2 separate regions of the Homo sapiens genome follow, and region 2 is linked to region 1. Evidence: chromatin contacts called from ENCODE Hi-C or POLR2A ChIA-PET data. All regions are on one chromosome and are shown on one strand. The core of a region is the stretch at or near the end of the contact, and the rest is flanking DNA. Distances in the headings are between cores, read along the strand shown.

Region 1 (2,585 bases), core at 47-2,546:
GGGACGCATTCTCTTTCTCAGGGATGTTCCTTGCTGAGAAAAAGAATTCAGCGATATTTCTCCCATTTGCTTTTGAAAGAAGAGAAATATGGCTCTGTTCTGCCCAGCTCACAGGTGGTCAGAGTTTAAGGTTATCTCTCTTGTTCCCTGAACATTGCTGTTATCCTGTTCTTTTTTCACGGTGCCCAGATTTCATATTGTTCAAACACACATGCTCTACAAACAATTTGTGCAGTTAATGCAATCATCACAGGGTCCTGAGGCGACATACACCCTCCTCAGCTTACGAAAATGATGATGAGATTAAGAGATTAAAGTAAAGACAGGCATAGGAAATCACAAGGGTATTGACTGGGGAAGTGATAAGTGTCCATGAAATCTTCACAATTTATGTTCAGAGATTACAGTAAAGACAGGCGTAAGAAATTATAAAAGTATTAATTTGGGGATCTAATAAATGTCCATGAAATCTTCACAATTTATGTTCTTCCACCATGACTTCAGCCGGTCCCTCCGTTTGGGGTCCCTGACTTCCCGCAACAGGGGAGAAGACAAAACCTCCTGCATCGAACATCCCTGCTCCTTCCTCTTCGTGAGCTCTGAAAGGTATGAACCAACCACTGTTTCCTCCTGACCATGCCCCAAAAGCTGTGCCTTTGGGAAGGTCCAGGAGGGCTTCCCAGACAGCGAGGCTTGGAGGAAACGCGGCTGAGCTGTTTTCCCAATGTCAGAGGGTAAAAAAGGGATCTCTTCATCTCCCGGCTGTGGGCAAGTCCTGCACCTAAGCCAGCTGGGGGTGCCTGGCCTTGGCTCTCAGCTCTCCCTACACCACAGCTATTTTTACTACACAGGGGAAGGCACAAAATGGGGACTCAAAGTTCTTTCTCAGGGGCATCTTTCCCTTTCTAAACAAGATGGGGAAAGTCTCTAACTGGGGCCTGCAGAGCCCTGGCTGCCCTTAGAAGGACAGCTCTGTGTGTGGCCAGGCCTGGCCCACGACACTGCAAACCCTCTGTGGAACTAAGAGAGGCACAAAAAAGGAAAGACCCTGCCATGGCTGGGACTGCAGGGGCAGCAAGGCTGGAGAATGAGCTCCTTCCCTGCCACTCACAGCAGCTGGGCCTACCAGTCCCTTCCATGCGTGGGGCTCTCAGGAGGCCCCAGCCACACCGCTTCCCTTCCTCCCAGAGCCCCAGATTCACGTTTTCGAGGCTGGGCTAGGATTTCCAGAAGAGGGAAGGAGCTTCAATTCCCGTATGACTACGAATAAAGCATCCACAGGAGGGCTGGCCAGCAGGGCTGGCGTCTGGCAAACAGCGGTCCCCTCTGGCCCTGTCTTTGCAGGCTCATGGCATAGGCAGTAGGGGGAGCCCACCCATCTGACCAGCCAGCCCCCAAGGGGATCTGCAGCTCTGCTCCACTGTCCCCATGTGAGCAGGGAAATACAGGCAGCCCCCACCACTTCTCAAGGCTGCACTGAGCCTTCTCAAAGCCCATGGCTGAGTTACTGAGCATTCAGAGCCGCTCCTCTCCTCTCCTCTCCCTAACTCCTGCGTCTCAGACTCTGCCCAGAGAGCAGCTGCTTCACCTATTGGTGAGTCAGGTGCGGGCAAGCAGGTGAGTCAGACACAGCAGGTCTACAAGCCAGTCAAAGACCTTTCTGTGACAATTTGCCAGCATATGGCCTAACCCCTATCCAAGACAATATCCAGCCACATTTTCAAAATAAAGGAAACGAGGAGGTACTGTCTCCTCCCATACACCCGATAGAACCTGTCCTCCCCTCACCCCAGGAAGAGGGGCAAAGCGTCTTTCCGTAACCTCTCAAATACCCCATGACCAACCTTAGCAAATGGAGGCAGTTGGAAACCCTGGCCAGGAAGGCTTAGAAAAACTCCAAGGCTCCACAGAAGACTGCATTCACCTGGAAAGCGGCCCGGCTCAGCCACATAGGAACCCCGCTGCAGAGAGGCTGGCCGCTTCAAGTGGCTGCCCTGGGATCCAAGAGCCCCAGAACACAGCCCAGGCAACACGACAGCAGACAAACCATGAACCCCGCAGAACTGTGGAGGGTCTCAGAAGCAGTGGAGCAGCCTGAAGATGGGGCTTAGAATTCCAATGTTCACACACACTCCAATCCCTGGAGTCTGGAGCCGATGATGCCAGGCGGATGTGGGAGAGGAGAATAATGAAGGGGCTGAGCCCAAAACACACACACGCGCACACAGAAAAATTGCACTACCCAGAGAAGGAAAGAGGAAAGCCATTTCAGCCAGGAAACAAAACAGACTGCTGGGCAAAAAGAACGATCCGAGACCAAGGGAAGTTTCCTGGACACTGACATGTTACAGTGGCAAAACAAACGTCAACAGCAGAATCGGAAGACAAGGAAAGCTCCTATAAAGTGTATCTAAACAATAAAGATAAAAAATGAGAGAGAAAAAAAGGGAAATTAAAAATCAATTCCATACAGTAGTCAAATCAGTGTGGTCTCAGCACAGGCAGACATAGACCCATGGAACAGAATACAGACCCCAGAAATCAACCCCCATGCATACAAATGATCTTCAACAAGGGTGTCAAGA
Region 2 (2,585 bases), core at 60-2,559, 160 kb after region 1:
TTATTGATTTATGATTTTCTTTTTGGAGGCAGGATCTCGCTGTGTTACCCAGGCTAGCGTGCAGTGCAGCCAACATAGCTGGTTACAGCCTCCACCTCCTGGACTCAACTGACTGGGCCTCCCAAGTAGCTGAGGCCACAGGCATGGGACACCACGCCCCGCTAATTTTTTTATTTTTCTAATTTCATGTAGAGACAGGGTCTTGCTGTGCTGCCCAGGCTGCTCTGGAACTCCTGGCCTCCCAAAGTGCTGGGACTACAGGCATGAGCCACACTGCTCAGCCTGATTTATGACTTTACCTGAAATTCCTGTCTCCCTGAATTGTATAAAATTAACCTGCAAGCCTGACCATCTCGGGCACTTTCACAGGACCTCTTGAGGCTGAATAACCTGGGCCACAGTCACTCATACTGACTAGGAATAAACCTTTTTAAATATATTTTGGCAGAACCCGGATTTTGCCGTCATTAGCAAGGCCCCAGGGAAGAGGCCACCTGGGTCCCCACAGCCACCTCACCTCCCGCGGACGCTGCCCCACGCAGATCCCCCCCCCCCCCCACCAAAACACGTCTAGACGTGCCCGTGCGAGGACATTTGGTCCCGGCCTACACTCCTATCCGCGGAAGATCGTCCCAAGGCGGGGTGCTCCCAACCCAAAGCAGCGGCCCTTCCCCAAAACACGCGGGCGAAGTCCTCCCCTGTCCCGCCTCCCACAATAAAGTCTGGAGCATCAGAGTCGGAGGGAACCCGAGTCGGACCTAGCCCATCCGTCTCATGGCTGTAACCCCCACCCCACCAGTGGACCCTGGCTGTGGCCGAGTCCCCCTCCACCTCCGGCCAAAAGACCCCCGTGGCAGCTCGCTAGGCCGCTGGCCCGTCCCCACCCGAGGAGCGGCGACCCTGGCACAAGAGGACCTGGGTTGCTCGGCGCCCCTGTGAAATCCGGGCTGTTCACCGCCCGAGCCGCCACTACACGCAACCGGGAACGGAGACTGAGTGGCGGCCCAGACCCGGGGCGCTCGGCAAGCCGCAGCCCCACCGCCCACTTCAAGGCGCGGCCTGGGTCTCCGCCCCTCCCCAGAACGCGGAGACGCCGGGCCTGGAGGAGCGCGCGCTACGGCCCCAGCAGCGCCCTCACGTCCCAGGCCTTCCCGGCCCTTCTTCCTGCGCCGGAAGGGCGCGCTGCAGAGAGGGACCCGCAGGAGCGCAGCTCACCGGGGCGGCTGAGGGCGAACCGAGGCGGTGAGGTCACCGATGGTGGACCACGCATCTCACGGCTCGCTGACGCCCAGGGATCTGGAACGCTCTGCGCCGCCCGGGACTACACTACCCAGAATCCTCAGCGCGGCCGGGACTACGCTACCCAGCATCCTCGGCGCGGCCCGGAGGCTATGCGACCCTGCGCGTCGCATCCCCTCGGTGGACTACACTCCCCAGAGTCCTCGGGAGTCGTCCAGGTACACGCCCCAGAATATTGGTCATAGCGGTCCACCCGGGACTGCGCGACCCGGAATCCTTGGAAGGACTTCTCGGAAGGACTCCTCTCTGACAGGTGGGGCGAGCCTATGGTCGTTTGGACGTGGAGGGATCCTTTCAGAACCGGCGATTTCTTTTATTTAGGTAGCCCTATACATACATTAAGCATATTTTCCCATTTCTATGATATAGGTAAATAATTTTCCCACTGTCTTTTGATTATGGGTATGTCTTTTTTTTTTCTTTTGTTTCTTTTTTTTGCTATGTAGTACTTTTGATCTCTGATTTTCCTACGGATTTTGTGGTTTTATCATTCACATTTAGATCTCTCAATGGTTTAATTTTTCTCCAGGTACACACTGTAAATATACAATTATTTTTAAAATTTTCTAATATTTTATTAATTTCCCATTAAATTTATTAAAAATATAGTCTTTTACCAAATAATTTAAGGTTTCAGCTACATAATTCAGTATACTCAATTTACATTTGCATTTCAATTTCTAATTGTTCCCCCATTTATCTAATTATGCATCAATGCCAGAATTCTTTCATTATGTAGGGTGTATAATATGCTGATATCTTTTGTGGCTTGCCAAACCACGTAGACTTTATATTTCAGGCCTTTACTAGGTATACTTGCTGTTTGCTTTTTCTCTTTTGGTTTTTAAATTTTTAATTATTCTGGATAAATATTAGTTGTACATATTTATAGGGTACATGTTATGTTTTGATACAGGCATACAGTGTTTAATGGTCAAATGAGGGTGATTGGGGTATCCATCCCCTCAAGCATTTAGCATTTCTTTGTTTTAGGAAGTTTCCAATTCTCTCTTATTTTTAAATATATAGTAAAATTGTTCTTAACTATAGTCACTGTATAGTGCTACCAACTACTAGATCTTATTCATTCTAACTGTATTTTTGTATCGATTAACAAGTCCCTCTTTATCTCCTCTACCCACCATCCTTCCCAGCCTCTGTTAACTATCTCATTCTACTCTCCATCTCCATGAGTTCACGTTTTTAGCCCCACAAATGAGTGAGCACATGTGATATTTGTCATGCTGTGCCTCATTTCGCTTAACATAATGTCCTCCATTTTCATA

Evidence for each region. A loop is a pair of places that touch in the nucleus more often than their neighbours do. ChIA-PET counts read pairs that join two places held with the same protein, here RNA polymerase II (POLR2A). Pooled maps may share reads with other maps.
Region 2: a map of dorsolateral prefrontal cortex shows a loop between it and region 1 (1.9-fold over the local background). The contact joins the promoter of ZNF337 here to the enhancer-like site in region 1. A Hi-C loop is called at or near these places in 6 of 168 maps with a recorded cell type or tissue (HCT116, aorta, ascending aorta and 3 more) and 9 of 50 pooled maps. POLR2A ChIA-PET finds 5 or more read pairs at or near these places in 1 of 52 experiments (HEK293).

What each region holds. Positions count from the first base shown.
Region 1 is chr20:25,531,080-25,533,664 of GRCh38, forward strand. All of the region lies in intron 1 of NINL (ninein like), which reads right to left. Among named protein-coding and RNA genes, the nearest start is that of NINL, 53 kb to the right of the region's middle. RefSeq lists an enhancer at 1,484-2,484. Within about 2 kb of position 1,297, at least 3 of the 41 ENCODE cell types and tissues checked have a DNase peak (open chromatin) inside an H3K27ac peak, as active enhancers do; they include ascending aorta and dorsolateral prefrontal cortex, where a contact is called at or near this core.
Region 2 is chr20:25,695,544-25,698,128 of GRCh38, forward strand. It overlaps ZNF337 (zinc finger protein 337), which reads right to left and starts at 1,310. Exons shown (of 5, transcript NM_015655.4): 1 at 1,216-1,310. LOC107985400 (a long non-coding RNA gene) reads left to right here and starts at 1,498. Exons shown (of 2, transcript XR_007067557.1): 1 at 1,498-1,620. RefSeq lists an enhancer at 714-823.